Regions from separate parts of the Homo sapiens genome. Here region 1 is linked to region 2. A link is an interaction called in ENCODE POLR2A ChIA-PET data of the cell type or tissue named here. Cell type or tissue: A673. All regions are shown on one strand. Links, peaks and the distances in the headings refer to the core of each region. The heading gives the core; the rest is flanking DNA.

Region 1 (10,500 bases), core at 3,567-6,066, 220 kb before region 2:
GACAATAAACAAAATTTACATACAATATACCAGTGGAAACACCCCCACAATAAAGACACTGAGCATTTCCATCACCCTTGAAAGTTCCTTTACGCCTCTTTGCAATCTTCCCTCCACCCAAGCCCCAGGCAATCACTCCTTTATTTTATTGTCACTATCCACTGGTTTGCACCTTTGAGACTTTTATATAAATATACAGCATGTACACCTCTGGGTCTGGCTTCTTTCACAAAGCATGTTTTTGAGCCAGATCCATGCTGTCTAGAGCTCCTTTTTCCTGCTCAGAGCTCTCATTGGACTGGGACAGCACAGTTTGTTCATCCATTCACCTGATGAGCCCCCGGATTGTTTCCAGCCTTTGGCCGTCATGAATACGCTGCTACAAACACTCATGGAGAAGCCTCTGCGTTTTCATTCCTCTCAGATAAATATCTAGGCATGGAATTACTGTATCCTTGAGTAACTGTTGTTTAACTTTAAAACAAACTACTGTTCTCTAAACTAGTACTACTTTACATTCTCAACAGAGGATATGAAAGTTCTGCTTGTGCCACATCCTTGCCAACACCTGGAGCTATCAGTCTCTTAAATTTTAGCCATACGTAGAGGGTAAAGAGCGGTAGTTCATTATGGCTGGAAATTGCTTTTCTCTGATAATTAATAATATGAAGTATTTTATGTAGCTCCTGGCCACTGTTTTATCTTACCTTGTGAAGTATACTTTGAAATCTTTTGTGCATTTAAAAAATGGGGTTACTATTACTGAACTGTAAGAGTTCTTTACAATCCTTTGTCAGATTTATCTATTGTAAACATTTTATCCCATATTGTACATTTTCTTCATTCCTTTCTGAAAAAGCACATTTCAATTTTGATAAAGTCCAATTTAGCATTCATTTATTTTATGGTATGTGCTTTTTGTATCCTACTTAGAAAATCTTTTCACACCCAGAAGTCACATGAACGTTTTCCCCTATAATTTTTCCAGAAGCTTTATAGTTTTAACTCGTTTAGGACTTTGGTCCGTTTTGAGCTTTCTGGGCAGTGTATAAGGTATGGGTTAATGTTTGTTTTCTTCCACACAGATATTTAGTTGCTGCTGTACCATGTGTTGAAAAGATGTTCCTTTCCCCATTGAATTGCCTCAGGACCTTTGCTGCAAATCAATTGTCTATTTACGTGTGGATCTCTTTCTGGATTCCATCTTCTCATTTATGTACATGTCTATTATTTTGCCAGTATCACAGCCTTGCGGTGCTGTAGAAGTCAGTCCTCAATTTTTGCTGGCTTTGCCAGTTTTAAGTACTTTGCATTCCATACACATTCTAGAACCAGCTTTTCAATTTCTACAACAAAAATACGCAGAAATTTTGATTGAGAATGTATTGAATCTACAGATGAATTTGTAGAAAATTGATTATGTTTATGATACTGAGATTTCCAATCCACGAGCCTATTTATACTAATATTTTGTAGTTTTCAGTATGTAAGTTTTACATACATTTTGTTAAATTTATCCCTAGTACTTCATGTATTTGGATGATATGGCAAGTGGAATACTATACTTAAAATTTTTTTTCCAGTTATCTGTTATTTTGGTATTCTGACCAAAACATAAATGGTTTTCTTGATATACTGACCTTGTATTCTTACAGTAGTGAGATCCTACTGTATCTCGCTAAACTCACTTACCAGTCCTAGTAGCCTCTCTATTTTTATTTTTTAGAGACAGGGTCTCACTCTGTTGCCCAGGCTGGAGGGCAGTGGTGCTATCATAGCTCACTGCAGCCTTGAATTCCCAGGCTCAAGCAATTCTCCTGCCTCAGCCTCTAGAGCAGCTAGGACTACAGGTGTGCACCACTACAATAAGCTAATTTTTAAAACTTTTTTGCAGAGATGGGATCTCACTATGTTGCCCAGGCTGGTCTTGAATTCCTGGCCTCAAGCAATACTCTTGCCTTGGACTCCCAAAGCACTGGGATTACTGACGTGAGCCACTGCACCTGGTTCAGTATTTTGAAGCTCTGTTATCAGGGACATACACATTGAAGATTTTTATAGCTCTGTAAGATACTGACCCTTTTATCATTATAAAGTATCCTTAATCTCTAGCAATATTCCTCATCTTAAAATTTATTTCATTTGATGTTAATATCGCCACTTCAGCTTTCTTATGTGTATTCTTTTCATGGTATAATCTTTTTCCATCCTTTCACTTTTAACCTGTGTCTCTGTGTTTAAAGTGTGTCTCTTCTAAGCAGGTAAAATGTACAAATCTTACAACAGTAAATTTCCATTTGCCCTGCCCCATCTTAGTGCTACTGTTGTCATAATTACACCTATATACATATTATGTTTAAAAGGTTTTTTTTGTTTGTTTGTTTTGAGACAGTCTCGCTCTGTCACCCAGGCTGGAGTGCAGTGGCACCATCTCGGCTCACTGCAAGCTCCGTCTCCCGGGTTCACGCCATTCTCCTGCCTCAGCCCCCAGAGTAGCTGGGACTACAGGTGCCCACCACCATGCCGGGCAATTTTTTTGTATTTTTGGTAGAGACGGGGTTTCACCGTGTTAGCCAGGATGGTCTCGATCTCCCAATTTCGTGATCCGCCCACCTGAGCCTCCCAAAGTGCTGGGATTACAGGCGTGAGCCACCGCGCCTGGCCAGGTTTTTTATTTTTTAGGTAGAGAAAAGGTCTCACCATGTTGCCCAAGCTGGCCTCAAACTTCTGGGCTCAAGCAATCCTCCCACCTTGGCCTCCCAAAGGGCTGAGATTACAGGTGTGAGCCACTGTGACCAACCTATATGTACATTATAAACCCAGCACTAGAGTGTTATAAAATCTTTAAAATCTTGTTTCTTATGTCACCAGCAGGCACAGTGGCACATGCCTGTAGTCTCTGCTACTCAGGAGGCTGAAGCAGGATGATAGCTTGAGCCCAGGAGTTCAAGGCTATAGTGCACCATAATTGTCCTTGTGAATAGCCAACACACTCAAGCCTGGGCAACATAGTGAGACCCCCATCTCAAAAAAAAACACATATGTATCTTAAAGAAATTAGAGAAGGAAAAAAATCATAGTCTTTTATATTTACCTACATATTTACTATTTCCAATGCCCTTTATTTCTTCCTGTAGATGAGTTACCACCTGGTATCATTTCCCTTCATTCTGAAAACTTCTTTTAGTGGAAGTCTGCTGGTGATGAATTCTCTCAATTTTTGTTTTTCTGAAAATGTCTTTAGCCCTCATTTTTGAAAATGTGTTTCTCTGGATACTGGATTCTTGGTTGACAGGGTTTTTCTCTCAGTATTTGACTATACTGTTCCAGTGTCTTCTGGCCTCCTTCATTTCTGATGAAAAGTCAGTCACATTTGTAACACTGATCCCTTTTATGTAATGTGTCACTTTTCTCTACCTGCTTCCCCTCCCCATGCAAGTTCAGAGACGTAATGTGCTGATGTTGTAACAAGGTTCAGAGGGTGGCACACCTCACACACATGCATGAACACCCAATCGTCACACTCATGAGCTGCAAAAGGATCTCTATCTGCTTTTAAGATTTTCTTTTTATCTTTGGTTTCAGCAATTTGACTATGATATGCCTATGAGTGCTTTTCCTTTGTGCTCAGACTCCACTGAACTTCTTGAATCTATAGTGTTTTCTACCATATTTAAGAAGTTTGGGGATATTATTTCTTCAAATATTGTTTTTTGCCTATTTTTCTCTTCCCTTTCTAAGACTCCAAGTACACTTATGTTAGGCTACCTGATATCGTCCTACAAGTCTCTGAGGCTCTACTCACTTTTCTTCAATCTTTGCTCCTCTCTTCATTGGATGGGATAATTTCTATTGATCTATCTTCAACGGCACAGATTCTTTTCTCTGTCATTTCAAAACTGCTGTTGAGCACATCTAGTGAACTTTTTTTTTCTTTTGAGACATGTTGTCAGCCAGGCTGGAGTGCAGTGGCACGATCACAGCTCACTGCAGCCTCGATCTCTTGGGCTCAAACGATCCTCCCACCTCAGCCTCCCAAGTAGCTGGCACTACAGGCACATACCATCATGCCTGGCTCATTTTAAAATTGCTTTGTAGAGGTGGGGTCTCACTATGTTGCCCGGGCTGGTCTCAAACTCCTGAGCTCAAGTGATCCTGCTGCCTTGACCTCCCAAAGTTGTGGGATTATAGGTGTAAGCCACTGCACCCGGCCTCCAGTGAGTTTTTATTTCAGCTATTACTTATTTGAGCTCTACAACTTCCATTTTTTCACTTTCCATTTCTTTGTTACAATTTCTCTATCTGTTCACTTATTTTTCCTTTAATTCTTTGATCATAGCACAGTGGCTTTGCAGTCTGCCTGCAAAATCCAACACTGTACCCACTTAGATGCTCAGAGTCAGTCTCTACTGACTGCTTTTCTTCCTGAGTATGAGTTAGACTTTCCATTTTATTTACATGTCTAGTAATTGTAGATTGAAAACTTGGCATTGTAGATAAGATGTTATAGCAACTCTGGATTCTACTGTGTTCTTCTGAGAACTTTCTCTTTTTATATTCTAGTAGGCAGTTAACTTGCCTGGATTCAAACTGCGAACTGTCTCTCCTGTCGTATGAAGCAGCTGCTATCTCTGCTCAGCTCTTACAACGTCTAGCCTAGCTCCCTGGGGTCTCCCATGCTTCTGTGTAATCTGGCAGACAGCCAGGGATTTAGGCTGATCATACTCAGATTTAGGGGCTCACACTCTGTGACTTTTGTGTTCTTGTGATTTCCTCCTAAGTTTTCAGCTGCTTGGGCAATATTAGGGTCTTTCCTCTGAACCCCAAGCCAGTAAGGCTTCAGCTTTCCACTGCTTCGCTGCTCACAGTTTAGGGATATACTGTTTTAAAAAGCATGAACCTCACAGATCTCATCTAGTATAGGTCTGTCTTTTAAGGGTAGATTCCTCTCTAGCCTCTGCCTGCTTGCTTTGTTTCATTGGTTGGCTGGTTTTTATTTTTGTTTTTGTCTTGCTGGGCTCCCTGGGATTTCACTATACATTTAGAGTTTAATAGTCAACCAGGAATTTGGGCAGTTTTCACTCAGATGTGGGGCCTCCCCCTTTCTGTAGTCCTCTCTTGTTTCCAGGATTCCCCCCTGAACTTTCCAGCTTGTCTTCCATCCCTGACTTCTCTTCTTTGGCACCTCTCATCTGTAAGGCTGCAGCTTTCCACTATCATTTCTTTCTACTGAAACCACCATGGGTACTGATGCATAACCTCTGGCAAAAAAGTCACAAACTTGCAATTCTTGCTCCTTCTATTATAGTGTTTCAGGAGTCAATTCTCCTCAGGTTCTAGGGACAGCTTTTGGATGCTTTTAGTTGTTTCTTATATTTTACCCAGATCTTTCAATTGTTATCTGTAGGAGGGTTTATGCAACCACTTCAATCTCCCTTAATGGAAATTTCCTCTAATCCAACAGAAAGTAATTTACTTTTTGGATTTTTAAATATAACACCTTACTTTTAAAGGCATAGTGCTATAAACAAAACATTTAAAAGTAACACGTTTTCAAGTAATGAACAATAACACTTCAGTGGCAAAGTCCTAATTGTCTTTAGAAATTTATTAGATCAAATATTCCAAATGTTGCATGTGATAAAGTCATATAGCAAAGGTAGAAAGGCTTAAAATGTTTCTTTTTTTTTTCTATTTTAGTGAAAAGGAAACAACATAAAAGAAAAAGAATAGCTCAGTTAGATATAGGAATTCTGTTCCTAGAAATAGAATCTGTTTCCTGCCTAGAAGTCAGCAAAACCCAGTCTGTTCTACATTTAGTAACTGGAGAAGATGGGAAAAGCTAGAGCTCTTTGTTTCGGTTTTGTTTTGGTTTTGTTAGTCTCAATGGTTATTTTTGGGAGAAAGAGAAAGAACGTATGTCAGTGGATCAAATAACTGTATATAGATTACTGTATTGGATTCCAATTGCTGTAGAGAATAATTACTATTTTATATGTCTTTAATAAAGTATAAATATTCACAGATGGTCTGTTATGTGCAAAGCACTATATGATAGGAATAGAGAGAGGGGATGTGGGGGAGAAATTGAACAAATATGAATAAGATCAGTTTTGGCCGAGCGTGGTGGCTCAAGCCTGTAATCCCAGCACTTTGGGAGGCCGAGACGGGTGGATCGCCTGAGGTGGCAAGTTCGAGACCAGCCTGACTAACATGGAGAAACCCCATCTCTACTAAAAATACAAAATTAGCCAGGTGTGGTGGTGCATGCCTGTAATCCCAGCTACTCAGGAGGCTGAGGCAGGAGAATTGCTTGAACCTGGGAGGCAGAGGTTGCAGTGAGCCGAGATCATGCCACTGCACTCCAGTCTGGGCAACAAGAGCGAAACTCCGTCTCAAAAAAAAGATCAGTTTTGCCCCCCAAAGATCTTATAATGTACTGAACAGACATGTAAAACACACACACACACACACACACACACACGAACACAAGATGTGGAATGGATGTAGAAAGTGCTGTTTATAGACCGGGTACTTGATTTCATCTCACAATTTCAAATACAAAGTTAATGTTATGCTATGAGCTACTTTTTAAAATGTGTATGTTTATAAAATATTTGTTTTTAAAGTAATAGTTTGAAAAGTAGAAAAAGTAGAAACACACAGTAGGAAAAAAACCTCTTATTTTGGAAATATATAATAAAGTGGAACAATCCTATAAATCGCCAGAGAAGATCACTATTAAAAGGCTGAAGAAAAAAAAGTGCGTGTTGGCTGGGGATGGTGGCTCACACCTGTAATCCCAGCACTTTGGGAGGCCGAGGCAGGCGCATCACCTGAGGTCAGGGGTTCGAGACCAGCCTGACCAACGTGGTGAAAACCTGTCTCTACTAAAAATACAAAAATTAGTCATGTGTGGTGGCGCACGCCTGTAATCCCAGCTACTCGGGAGGCTGAGGCAGACTTGCTTGAATCCAGGAGGCAGAGGTTGCAATGAGCCAAGATCACACCATTACACTCCAGAATGGGTGACAGAGGGAGACTCTATCTCAAAAAAAAAAAAAAAAAAAAAAGTGCGTGTGCATGTGCACATGCTCACACATACCTTTGAGCATATACTTCTGTGCTGCTCAATCTCTTTTCGACCAAATGCATCACATTTAGCAGCTGTTAAGTGGACACCTTTCCATGTTAAAACATATATAGTGACTTCATTCTTTTTTGTTTTGTTTTGTTTTGAGATGGAGCCTCACTCTGTCACCTGGGCTGAAGTGCAGTGGTGCAATCTCGGCTCACTGCAACCTCCACCTCCCTGGTTCAAGCAATTCTCACACCTCAGCCTCCCAAGTAGCTGGGATAACAGATGCACGCCAACATGCCCAGCTAATTTTTGTATTTTTAGTAGAGAAGGGGTTTCACCATGTTGGCCAGGCTGGTCTTGAACTCCTGACCTCAAGTGATCCGCCCTCCTTGGCCTCCCAAAGTGCTGAGATTACAGGCGTGAGCCACCGCACCCGGCCTGACTTCATTCCTTTTAATGGTTATAATAGTTAGTCAAAATAAATATACTACTTACTTAATCAGTCCCTTTCTGATGGGCATTTGACTTTTTTATAGTTCTTAGTTATTACAAAGTTATTGTAGTGTTTCTATGATATGTGTTCTTAAAACTGAAAGTGCTAAGTCAAAAGGACTAAACATTTAAATTTTTAATGGCAGGCCAGGCATGGTGCTCACACCTGTAATGCCAGCACTCTGGGAGGCCGAGGCAAGAGGATCATTTGAGGCCTGGAGTGTGAGTACAGCCTCACGAGACACCCATCTCTATAAAAAATACAAAAATTAGCCAGGCATGCTGGTGTGTGCCTGTAGTCCCAGCTACCTGGGAAGCTAAGCTGAGAGGATCACTTGAGCCCAGGAGGTCAAGGCTGCAGTAAGCTGTGATCACACCACTGCACTCTAGCCTGGGCAATAGAGTGAGACTCTGTCTCAAAAAATAATAATAATAATTAATTTTTAAAAAGTACATTTTTAATGGCTACTGCCCAACTAGCTTTCAAAAGGATTATGCCAATTACACTCAACAAACTACAAGAGAGTCTCAGGTATTTTTTTTTCCTTATGTCTTTTGTTATTATGGCCGTATATTTCATTTCTAAATTTTAAAAATTTATTTTTAATTTTTGTGGGTATATAGAAGGTGTATATATTTATAGGTTATTTGAGATGCTTTGATATAGGCATGCAATACCTAATAATCACATCAGGGTAAATGGGGTATCCATCATCTTAAGCATTTATCATTTGTGTCACAGACAATAATTAGTTATTTTTATATCACAATTATTTCTGATTACAGTCACACTGTTGTGCTAGCAAATACTAGCTCTTATTCATTCTTTCTTTTTGTACCAATTAACTAACCCACTTCCCTCCCACTACCCCCTAACCTTCCCAGCCTCCAGGAATCACCCCTTTACTCTCTATTCTACATGTTTTAACTCCATAATACATTGTTATTATTTTTGCTTTTTACTGTCAATTACCATTTAGAAAAATTACAACATTAGAAAATTTCTTATGTTTACCTACATACTTACTATTTTTAGCATTCTTTATTCCTTTAAATTGACTCAAGTTTCCATTGTTATCATTTTCCTCTTACCAGGAGAATGTTCTTTACTACTTTAAGCCTCAGCTATTTTTATATATTATCTTACATTTACCCAAATATTTGGCAATTTTGGTGTTCTTCCTTTAGTCTTGTGGATCTAAATTACTGTCCATTGGTAGAATTTTCCTCTCAGTCAAAAAAACTTCTTTCAGGTAGATCTCGTAGCAAGCAATTCCTAGTCTTTGTTTATCTAGGAATGTCTTTATTTTGCCTTCATTTTTGAAGAATACTTTTGCTAGATATAAAAATTTTGTTTTGTTTCGTTTTTTCTTTCAGTACTTTGAATATGTCATTCCATTGCCTTCTACCCTACACTGTTTCTGCTGAGAAGTCAGCAAACATTCATACTGTTACAATAAAAAACTTGAGGAGTTATCTTTTTCTTGCTGCTTTCAAGACATTCTTATTCTTTTTGTCTTTGTCTGTTTTTAGACAGTGTCTTACTTGGTCGCCCAAGCTGGAGTGCAGTGGCAGGCATGATGTCGGCTCACTGCAAGCTCCACTTTCCAGGTTCAAGCGATTCTCCTGCCTCAGCCTCCTGAGTAGCTGGGATTACAGGCATGTGCCATCATGCCTAGCTAATTTTTGTATTTTTTAGTAGAGACGGGGGTTTCACCATGTTGGCCAGGCTGGTCTCGAACTCCTGACCTCAAGTGATCTGCCCACCTCAGCCTCCCAAAGTGCTGGGGTGCTGGGGTTACAGGCGTGAGCCACTACACCCAGCCTCTTTTTGTCTTTGCCTGTCAATTATTTGACCAGGATATGCCTAGGTGTGGATCCCTTAATATTTATCCGATTTGAAGTTTTCATAGATTCATGATTTTCATCAAATGTAGGAAGTTTCTGGCTGTTACTTCATACATTTTTTTTCTGCCCTTTCTTCTCCTTTCCTTGTAGGAGTCTGTGACATGTGTGTTGGTATGCCTGATGTTGTCCCACAGATCTCTGAGGCTCTGTTCATTTTTTTCTCTCAGGTTCTTCAGATTGGCAGTTTCTATTGATCTATCTTTAAGTTCACTGATTCTTTCTTCTGTGTCTCAAATCTGCTGTTGAATTCCTGTAGTGAATTTTTAATTTTAGTTACTGTATTTTTCATCTCCAGAATTTGCATTTGGTTCTTTTTTACAGTTTCTGTTTTATTGAGATTTATTGAGTCACTGTCATCATACATTTCTTTAAATATTTAAACATGACATGCATAGTTTCCTGTATTTCCTGAACACATGTATAATAGCTGTGTTGAAGTCTTTGTTTACTAAACCTAACATCTAGGCTCTCTCAGAGACAGTTTCTATTGACTGATTATCTTCCCTGAATATGAACCACCCTTTCCTGTTTTTTTTGTCCCATTAGTGTTTGTTTTTCTGTTTGTTTTCTGTAGCCATTCCTTACAGACATAACCATAATAAATTACAGACATAATCATAATTTTAAAAAACTAGATGTTTTAGATAATATATTGTAGCAACTCTCAACTGTAATTTTTCACGTGTGTTATTTCTTTAGTAATTTGCCCTGACTAAATCTACAAAATCTGTCTCCCCTGTGATGTGTGGCTATTTGATGTCTCTACTCAGTTTCTTTTCTTCTTTTTTCCAGTTTTTCTTTTCAAATTCTTGTTTTTATTTTTAAGCCTGACTTGCTGACACACAGCTTAGTGATCAGGCAATGATTGGTTACAGGTTGTGTTTGCATCTCTTGAGCCTACTAGGCTTCCAACCTCTGCCCATGGGTCTGTGCAGGGTTAGGGAGCAAAAGTTCAAGCAGTTTTCAGGTCTATCCCACTTTTCCTTTCGGATCAGCCCTGTCACATTTCCTTCATACGT
Region 2 (10,500 bases), core at 4,538-7,037:
TTTATCTGTAGTCCAGACATCTCCCTCAAGCTCAGAAGGTGAGTCCTGCCTCCCAAACTCGAATGACCCAGTCCACTGCTCCATCTAGGTGTCTAACAGGCATCTCACATTCAACAACTCTGAAACTGACTCCCTGACCCTCCCCACAGCCCTCTCCATCTTGGCCTAGTGACTATGCTATCCTTCTAGTTTCTCGAACCAAAAGCCTAGGCTTTTCTCTCTCTGAAATGCTATGTCCTATCCAACAGTTGTTCCTGATTTCAAAGTGCATTCAGAATCTGAACGCTTACCACCAGCTATTTGGAGCATTCTCAACATCCGTTGTCTTCTACATAGACTTTCTGCTTCTTCATGGTCAATTCCCAACCCAGCAGCCTGGGCCATTTTTTTTTTTTTTGAGATGGAGTCTCTTGTTCTGTCGTCCAGGCTGGAGTGCAGTGGCGCAATCTCGGCTCACTGCAAGCTCCGCCTCCTGGGTTGACGCCATTCTCCTGCCTCAGCCTCCCGAGTAGCTGGGACTACAGGCGCCCGCCACCATGCCCGGCTAATTTTTTGTATTTTTAGTAGAGGCGGGGTTTCACTGTGTTAGCCAGGATGGTCTCGATCTCCTGACCTCATGATCCACCCGCCTCTGCCTCCCAAAGTGCTGGGATTACAGGCGTAAGCCACCGAGCCCGGCCAGCTTGGGCCATTTTTTAAAGACTTCTGCTTAAAACCTGCAATGGGAGCCTGGAGTAGTGGCTCACGCCTGTAATCCCAGCACTTTGAGAGTCTGAGGCAGGAGGATGGCTTGAGCACCGGAGTTTGAGACCAGCCCAAGCAACATGGATAAACCCTGTCTCTACTTAAAATACAAAAAAATTAGCCGGGCATGGAGGTGCATGCCTGTAGTCCCAGCTACTCGGGAGGCTGAGATGGGAGAATTGCTTGAACCCAGGGGGTGGAGGCTGCAGTGAGCCAAGATCACACCACTGCACTCCAGCCTGGGCAACAGAATGAGACTGTCTCAAAAAATAAAATAAAATAAAATAAAATAAAATGAAATACAATACAATAAAATAATAAATACATGTACAGATAGAAAACATCTTTATTGGTTCTTCAGATAATAGAAGTAATATATGCACACTGTCAAAAATTTAAATATGACCAGGTGCAGTGGCTCACAGCTGTAATCCCAGCACTTTGGGAGGCTGAGGCAGGTGGATCACCTGAGGTCAGGAGTTCGAGACCAGCCTGGTCAACATGATGAAACCCCGTCTCAGCTAAAAATACAAAAAAATTACCAGGGTGTGGTGGCAGGCGCCTGTAATCCCAGCTACTTTGGGAGGCTCAGGCAGGAGAATCGCTTGAATCAGGGAGGCAGAGGTTGCAGTGAGCCGAGATCGTACCACTGCACTCCAGCCTGGGCAACAAGAGTAAAACTCTGTCTAAAAAAAAATTAAATCTGTGCAGTAGAACTGCTGTTAACTTTTGGGTGTGTATTTGGCCCGTGTTTTTCCCCTGTGAGCACAAACAAATGTGGAACTGACACCCTGAGCAAGGCGGGGTGCAGCATTCGGACAGAGACAGCTGCATCCTTTTCCACCCACCCACTCCCCCTTGGGCCAAGCCGTTCCCAGGCCTGGATAAGACGTGAGCAGGCACTATGACTTCTCAAGTCACCTCAGGTAGTGAAAAGTCCTCTGATCACTAAGAACAGCCTCAGAAATTGAAATTGAAATGTCTAGTCTGGGCCGGGCGCGGTGGCTCACGCCTGTAATCCCAGCACTTTGGGAGGCTGAGGTGGGTGGATCACTTGAGGTCAGGAGTGTCCTGTCCTCACTGCAAGGGGGCCTGGCACCTGATTAGCAATGCAGGGCCCTGGGGCTATTGCTTTGTCCTTGGCCTCCGATGCAAAACCAAGACCTGAGCCAGTGTACCATTTGAATATCTTGTGATTTTAGAGATAGACGTGTGTGTGTGTGTGTGTGTGTGTGTGTGTGTGTGTGTGTATACAAACCTACATATACATATTTTTCAACAAAAATGAGATCATCCTGGTTTTGCCTACTAGAATGTTATATTCTTTCCATGTCAGGACATACAGAGCCACCCAGTCTTTACCATCATCACTGTTTGGCTGTCTGACCCACCTAATGTACATCACCTGTGTCCTTTTGTCAAACACCGGGACTGCTTCCGCTTGCGTCCTCACTCCAGACACTGCAGCTGCGGACATCCCTGGAAATGTGTCTTGAGATTTCTGCAAGGTAATGTTCTATAAGCAAACTAGCTAGCTCTAAGCCATTTAGATCTTGATGGTGCCTAATTATTCCCCCTAAAGGCTCAATCATTATAGATTTCCATCAACAGTATTTATACCCTCACCAGCAATTATAATTTTCACTTTGCTAATCTGATAGATGAAAAGCTATTATTGCATTGTTGCAATAACTTGTATTCTCTTCTCTTTCATGAAAGGGCCAGATATGCAAGGCAGCTCCCGAATGCTGAAGGAGCAGAGAAACCAAAGAACAAGGCAGACAAATCCAGTTTGCTGGTACAGGGTGATTTATTTGGGTGACCTTACAGACAAGCTTGGTCTTGGGCAGCCACGAGACAAACAGATCTCCGTGCCTGTCATCCTAGAGCCAAGGCTTATGTACCATAGGGAAAGGGTATGAGTGTTCTGTGCAAGACAATTAAAGGCAGCCCTCCAGAACAGGCAAGAATCTGCATACGTTATAGCCTATAATTGGTGTGATAACATCAAGGTGGACATAGTCTTATGCTAAGGGCAGTAAATAGAGTAGGAATCAGGAGGTATTCACGGGACTGCAGCTATTCAGAAGTCAGCATGGCGGATTCACGTCTAAGATGGGGTCATTTTTGTCTCCACACCTTCATTATTTGTGAGGTTCAAGTATTTTCCTATCTCCATGGACCATTTGTGCTACCTCTGTGAATTCCTGTCCATGTCCTTTGCACATTTCTCTTCTGCATTAGTCCTGGGGAGCAGATAGCTGAGTTTATTGTATTCCTTATTTCACAGCATACAAAAAGCATCAATGGATGCAATGCGACTCTTGTTTTGCCTTTGTATTTTCTTCTTCATCTTTGATCCCCGCTCCATCCTATTTAAATGTGAATAGGCTGGGCGTGGTGACTCATGCCTGTAATCCCAGCACTTTGGGTGGCCGAGGCAGGTGGATCACTTGAGGTCAGGTGTTCGAAACCAGCCTGGCCAACATGGTGAAACCCCATCTCTACTAAAAATACAAAAATTAGCCAGGCGTGGTGGCACGTGCCTGTAATCCCAGCTACTCAGGAGGTTGAGGCAGGAGAATTGCTTGAACATGGGAGGCAGATGTTGCAGTGAGCTGAGAACATGCCACTGCATTGTAGCCTGGGCAACAGAGCAAGACTCTGAAAAAAATAAATAAATAAAGAGAGAAAGAAAGAAAGAGAGAGAGAAAGAAAGAAAGAAAGAAAAAGAAAGAAAGAAAGATGTTAACGGATCATTGTGAAGCTTTTATCATTTTTGTGTGTATGTATTTTTTGTTTATGTAAGTGGTATTGTGGTCCGGGTGCAGTGGCTCACGCCTGTAATCCCAGCACTTTGGGAGGTCAAGGTAGGTGGATTGCTGGAGTTCAGGAGTTGGAGACCAGCCTGAGAAACATGGTGAAACCCCAGCTCCACAAAAATATACAAAGAAATTAGCTGGGCATGGTGGCGTGTCCCTGTAGTTCCAGCTACTCGGGAGGCTGAGGCGGGAGGATCACCTGCGCCCAGGAGGTTGAGGCTGCAATGAGCTATGATCACACCACTGCACTCCAGTCTGGGTGACAGAGTGAAACCCTGTCTCAAGAAAAACATAAAAAATAAAACTAAGTATAAAAATAAATAAATGGTATTGTATGTATTTAATTTGCATAAGCAGTATTGATCTCATTTTTGTTCCTTACTCGTTTCCTTCAAAACTGTGCTTTAGGGTTTTTAAAATTTATTTTATTTTCTAGAGATAAGGCCTCACTCTGTCACCCAGGCTGGAGTGCAGTGGTGTGATTATAGCTCACTGCAGCCTCGAACTCCTGGGCTCAGGTGATCCTCTACCACAACCACAACGTCCTGAGTAGCTTGGACTACAGGCATGTGCCACCATGCCTGGCTACTTTAAAAAAAAATTAGTTTTGGAGAGACAGAGGTCTCACTATGCTGCCTAGGCTAATCTTGAACTCCTGGCCTCAAGGACTCCTCCCGCTTAAGCCTACTCAAAATGCTAGAATCAGGCTGGGCAAGGTGGCTTATGCATGTAATCCCAGCACTTTGGGAGGCCGAGGCAGGTGGATTACTTGAGGTCAGGAGTTCAAGACAAGCCTGGCCATCACTGTGAAATCCCGTCTCTACTAAAAATACAAAAATTAGTCGGGCATGGTGGCACACACCTGTAGTCCCAGCTAACTCAGGAGGCTGAAGCAGGAGAATCACTTGAACCCAGGCAGAGGTTGCAGCTAGCTGAGATCACACTACTGCACTCCAGCCTGGGTGACAGAACAAGACTCCATCTCAGAAATAAATAAATAAATAAATAAAAGCTGGAATTAGGCTGGGCGCGGTGGCTCACGCCTGTAATCCCAGCACTTTGGGAGGCCGAAGAGGGAGGATCACGAGGTCAGGAGATTGAGACCATCTTAGCTAACATGGTGAAACCCCGTCTCTACTAAAAATACAAAAAATTAGCCGGGCATGGTGGCGGGCGCCTGTAGTCCCAGCTACTCGGGAGGCTCAGGCCAGAGAATGGCGTGAACCCGGGAGGCAGAGCTTGTAGTGAGCCAAGATCATGCCACTGCACTCCAGCCTGGGCAACAGAGCGAGACTCCTTCTCAAAAAAAAAAAAAAAAAGCTGGAATTATAGGCATGAATCACCATGCCCCATCGTTTTGTTTTTAGAGACAAGGTCTCATATTGCCCAGGCTGGCCTCAAACTCCTGGGGTCAAGAGATCCTCCCGCCTCAGCATCCCAAGTATCTGGGATTATGGGCACATGCCACCCTCCGCTGCTAACACTGTGGTTTTTGTTTTTGTTTTTTGTTTTTTGATTTTTTTTTTTTTTGAGACAGAGTCTCGCTTTGTTGCCCAGGCTGGAGTGCAGTGGTGCAATCTTAGCTCGCTGCAACCTCCACCTCCCGGGCTCAAGCAATTCTCCTGCCTCAGCCTCCCAAGTAGCTGGGATTACAGACTTGCGTTACCATACCCAGCTAATTTTTGTATTTATTTTTTAGTAGAGACCAGGTTTCACCATGTTGGCCAGGCTGGTCTTGAACTGCTGACCTCAGGTGATCCGCCCGTCTCGGCCTCCCAAAGTGCTGGGAATACAGGCGTGAGCCACTGTGCCTGGCCCGCACTGTGTTTTAAAAGCCTTGTAGATCCTGACTGTTGCATAGTGTTCCGTAGTTTCCCTTTGTATGCTTTACTTAATTCATCCTTCTGACAATGGATGCCAGACTGGCTCCCAAGTCCTGTTCTCACAAAGAACACCGTGGTCAACACCGCTGCACATGCCTCTTTGTACACCTGAATGAGAATCTCTCTGGCCTACTTATCCAAGGCTGAGAGTGTAAGGTCTTGGCATAAACATACACCTAATTTCAGATTGCTTGAGAGAAGGGCTGTCAGTTTATGTGCCTACAGAAGACCAAGGATTTCTGTCTGCCCACATTCTCACCAAACATTGACATTATTCACCTTATGAATTTTGACTAACCCTGGGGTCATAAAATGAGGTCTGGTACTTTTTTTTTTTTTTCGAGACGGATTCTCGCTCTCTCGCTCTGTTACCCAGACTGGAGTGCAGTTGTGCAATCTCAGCTCACTGCAACCTCCACCACCCACGTTCAAAACAATTATCCTGCCTCAGCCTCCCGAGTAGCTGGGATTACAGGTATGTGCCACCACGACTGGCTAATTTTTGTAAAGATGGGGTTTCACCATGTTGGCCAGGCTGCCCTCGAACTCCTGACCTCAAGTGATTCACCCACCTTGGCCTCCCAAAGTGCTGGGATTACAGGTGTGAGCCACCGTGCCTGGCCAGAAATCCTTAATCTTTTTTTAAGTCTGGTAAAAAAAAAATCTTTAATTTTGATGGAGTTAGACTCATAAATGTTTTTGAATAGAGCTTTGTATTTTGAGAGTCTTTCTTTTCCTATCCCTAGGTGGGGTATTTTCCTATATTCTATTCTATTAGTTTACGCTTAACATCTGTGTCCATAACGAAATGCTCTGTGTACAGACTTTTCTGATACTGTCTTTATCTGGCTTGCGGGGGTCATACAAGAAATTGGGCAGCCTTCTCTCTTTCTGGCTTCTGTAACAACTGGTGTGAGATAAGGACCATCTGTTCCTCCAAAGGCTGGTAGAACTGCCCTATAAAAACATTTCTATTGGGTTTTTTCACATTGGAGTCTCAGATTACAAGTTTCTTTTTCTTTTAGTTTTTTTTTTTTTTTTTTTTTTGAGATGGAGTCTTGCTCTGTCGCCCAGGCTGGAGTGCAGTAGAGTGATCTCGGCTCACTGCAACCTCCACCTCCCAGGTTCAAGTGATTCTCGTGCCTCAGCCTCCCAAGTAGCTGGGATTACAGGCATGTGCCACCACATCCGGGTAATTTTTGTATTTTTAGTAGAGACAGAGTTTCACCATGTTGGCCAGGCTGGTCTCGAACTCCCAACCTCAGGTGATCTGCCTGCCTTAGCCTCCCAAAGTACTAAGATTATAGGCGTGAGCCACTGTGCCCGGCCTATTGTAGTGTTGTTGTTGTTGTTGTTTTCCCAAGAGACAGGGTCTCGCTATGTTTCCCAGGCTGATTTTATATTCCTCGCCTCAAATGATCCTTCTGCCTTAGCCTCCCAAAGTGCTGAGGTTAGGACGGGTGCAGTGGCTCACACCTGTAATCCCAGCACTTCGGAAGGCTTAGCCAGGTGGATCACCTGAGGTCAGGAGTTCGAGACCAGCCTGGCCAACGTGGTGAAACTCTGTCTCTACTAAAAATACAAAAAAATTAGCTGGGCGTGGTGGCTGGCGCCTTTAATCCCAGCTACTCGGAAGGCTGAGGCAGGAGAATCGCTTGAAAATGGGAGGCAGGGGTTGCAGTGAGCCGAGATTGCGCCACCACACTCCAGCCTGGGCAATAAGAGTGAGACTCCATCTCAAAAACAAAATAAAACAAAGTGCTGAGGTCACAGGCATGAGCTACTCAATTTTCTTTCCTGGTTATGGGTCTACTGAAGTTTTGATATTTTTGTGCCAATTTTGACATTTCACATTCTTCCAGAAAGGTATTTACTTTGCTTAAGTTTCTATATTTACCAACATACAATTATTTGTAATGTTTTTTGGTATTTTGATATTTTATGTTATTTGGAAATGGGGTTTTGCTATGTTGCTCAGACTGGACTCAAATTCCTGGGCTAGAACGATCCTATTGAGTAGCTGGGACTACAGGTGTGTGCCACTGTGCCCAGGTTGGTATTTTGATATTTTAAACCTCCATGGGGGGCTGGGCACGGTGGCTCACACCTGTAATCCTAGCACTTTAGGATGCCGAGTTGGGCAGATCGCTTGAGGTCAGAGGTTTGAGATCAGCCTGGCCAACATGGTGAAACCCCGTCTCTACTAAAAAAATACAAAACAATTAGCCAAGTATGGTGGCACACACCTGTAGTCCCAGCTACTCGGAAGGCTGAGGCTCAAGAATCACTTGAACCCGGGAGGCAGAGGTTGCAGCAAGCTGAGATCGCGTCATTGTATTCCAGCCTGGGCGACAGAGTGAGACTCCGCCTCAAAAAAATAAATAAATAAACCTCCATGGGGGGGTGCTCAAGAGTCAGATCACGTGGGGCCTGGGAGCCAGGGAAAGGATTCTGGGTTTGTCCTAAGGATGAACAGCGTGCAAGAATATTTGACTGAGGCTCTAGAATGGAATGGATATGAAATGCCAAAGTGAAGTGCTTGCTCCTGGCCAAACTGCAAAATTTTAAAGAAAGCAGAAACCCATGTTGCCACTGTCGAAGCCCCTCATCCACCGCAAGAGTATAAAGGGATCGAGGGTGGATTTGAAAGGGGCAGTTTGCGGTGATTTGATTTGGAAAGAGCTGCTATGGCAGTGAGTCTGCAGGGGGTGGAGCTGGGGAGCTGCCTTCTAACCTCAAATCTGGTGAGAAGTGCTTCAAGGAAGCCCCCCAGAGCGCTTGAGGTGGGCTTCCTGCAGTCATGGCACCCCCGTGGGTCATTGGTAGGAAAGGCCTCCAGAAAGGAGGTGACCTGCAGTGGGCACTGGACCGCAGGAATGGAAAAAGGGGTCTGGCCCCACGGGCTTGTTTTCTCTGGCACAGGGTATGCAACAGAGTGGGGTAGTGCATGCCACTTGAAAGAAAACCAGAGCCAGTCAACAGAGAGGGGCTGCCCCTTTGCCAGGAGTTTCAGTCAAGGGGGTAGTACATAAGGGAGCCCATAAAACCCCTGAGGGCAGGAGCCAGCTTTAGACAGCTGCCACCCAAGGAGTGAGATGCCATCTTACACCAGTGTCAATCCAGGATGCACTCTCTGCACCCACTGCCCTCCCTCCCTGTTCTCCAAAGGCAGCGTCTTCTCAAGCCTGGGAATGGGGCCAGGGAGAGGCGCAGACCCGACTTCCCTGACTCCTTATCAGTGGGGGCTGCAATGGCCAGAAGTGGAAAAAGCTGTGTTCGTTTTTTTTGTTTGTTTGTTTGTTTGTTTGTTTGTTTTGAGACAAGCTCTCGCTCTGTTGCCCAGGCTTGAGTGCAGTGGTGCTATCTTGGGTCCCTGCAGCCTCAAACTCAAGCGATCCCTGCAGCCTCAGCCTCACGACCAGCTGGGACTACAGGTGCGTACTACCACGCCCAGCCCAAGAATACTTCATTCTAAATCAAGTTCTGGGATTTGGCCACTACACAAAACTGGGCACTTTAATAGAGATTTGTTTAGTAACTTTAGGTGATCACAGGACGATGAGGAAATGGCAGCATAAGATGTAATGGCTGCACTCCCTCTGGCTGTGAGTAGAAATTAGACTGGAGGGCCTGGGGTGGAAACAGTGGCCTGTCATCCAGGAAGTGGGAGGGGAGGGGAAGGGAGGGGAAGGGAGGGCAGGGGAGAGGTCTGAGCCTGGGCCCACCACCATTCAGAGGTCAAGAGAGGTCAGGGAGATGTGGCCATGGAGACAAGACCACAGCCCACGGTGGGGAAGAAGATTGCCAAGAGAGGCCGGGCGCGGTGGCTCACGCCTGTAATCCCAGCACTTTAGGAGGATGAGGCGGCGGATCACAAGGTCAGAAGATCGAGACCATCCTGGCTCATACGGTGAAACCCCGTCTCTAGTAAAAATAAAAAAAATTAGCCATGCGTGGTGGCGGGCGCCTGTAGTCCCAGCTACTCGGGAGGCTGAGGCAGGAGAATGGTGTGGACCCGGGAGGCGGAGCTTGTAGTGAGCCGAGATGGCGCCACTGCACTCCAGCCTGGGTGAGAGTGCGAGACTCCGTCTCAAAAAAAAAAAAAGATTGCCAAGAGAGTGAGGGCCCCCATCCAAGTGAAGAAAGTGTTTCAAAGAGGAGGCAAGCGACCAACTATGACAAGAGCCACTGAGAGGTCAAGGCGAGCCCAAATGAGAACAACTGAATCGCCTGGACCCATTCTCCAAGGACTCATTGTGGGAGGCTTATTACAGGCTTTGGCTGTGCGAATGCGGCTGAGATTGGCCTTCACCACATCACACCGCAGGCCCCATCTGAAACTGTTCTTTTGCAGCTAAAGTCTAGGAAAAAATTTCTTTCCACTGAAGAAGTTTTCTCCGGAAAAAAAAAAAAAAGTTTTTTGCTTTGGCTGCCAGAAAGCTCAGAACTAAATTTGATATTGAATTAATAAAGCACTTTTACAGGCCTTTATGGGTTGCATATTTATATATGTATGCTATTGTTTCTGATCTTTATTTTCTCTTTTAATTATATTTTATTATTTTATTTAAAAAATTTTTTAATAATTTTTTTAGAGACAGGGTCTCACTATGTTGCCTAGGCTGGTATCAAACTCCTGGCCTCAAGTGATCCTCCTGCCTTGGCCTCCCAAAGTGCTGGGATTATGGTGTGAGCCATCCCATGTGGCCTAAATTTTTTTTTTTTTTTTTTTTTTCAGATAGAGTTTCGCTTTGTCACCAGGCTGGAGTGCAGTGGCACGATCTTGGCTCACTACAACCTCCATCTCCCGAGTTCAAGAGATTCTGCTGCCTCAGCCTCCCGAGTACCTGGGGCTGCAGGCGTGCACCACCACACCCAGCTAATTTTTGTATTTTTAGTAGAGACAGGGTTTCACCATGTTGGTCAGGATGGTCTCGATCTCTTGACCTCGTGATCCGCCCTCCTCAGCCTCCCAAAGTGCTGGGATTACAGGCATGAGCCACCACACCCGGCCTAAAATTTTTTGTTTTTAGAGATAAGATCTTGCTATG

What was found. Peaks named below come from ENCODE experiments on the same cell type or tissue, not always from the same donor. Only the 100,000 strongest peaks of a DNase experiment are listed, where the experiment ranks them.
Region 1: POLR2A ChIA-PET joins it to region 2 with 5 read pairs; 1 of 35 experiments calls an interaction of 5 or more read pairs at or near these places.

Annotation. Positions count from the first base shown.
Region 1 is chr11:66,145,664-66,156,163 of GRCh38, reverse strand. The region is part of intron 1 of PACS1 (phosphofurin acidic cluster sorting protein 1); the gene reads right to left. LOC124902833 (small nucleolar RNA U13) reads right to left here and starts at 3,543; the gene lies at 3,439-3,543. In A673, for the core only: no CTCF peak of the experiment used is centred there; a DNase peak (open chromatin) is centred at 4,683.
Region 2 is chr11:65,930,060-65,940,559 of GRCh38, reverse strand. It overlaps LOC105369350 (a long non-coding RNA gene), which reads left to right. Exons shown (of 3, transcript XR_950212.3): 2 at 2,081-2,252; 3 at 2,464-2,768. Among named protein-coding and RNA genes, the nearest start is that of TSGA10IP, 10 kb to the left of the region's middle. RefSeq lists an enhancer at 2,799-3,323. In A673, for the core only: no CTCF peak of the experiment used is centred there; no DNase peak of the experiment used is centred there.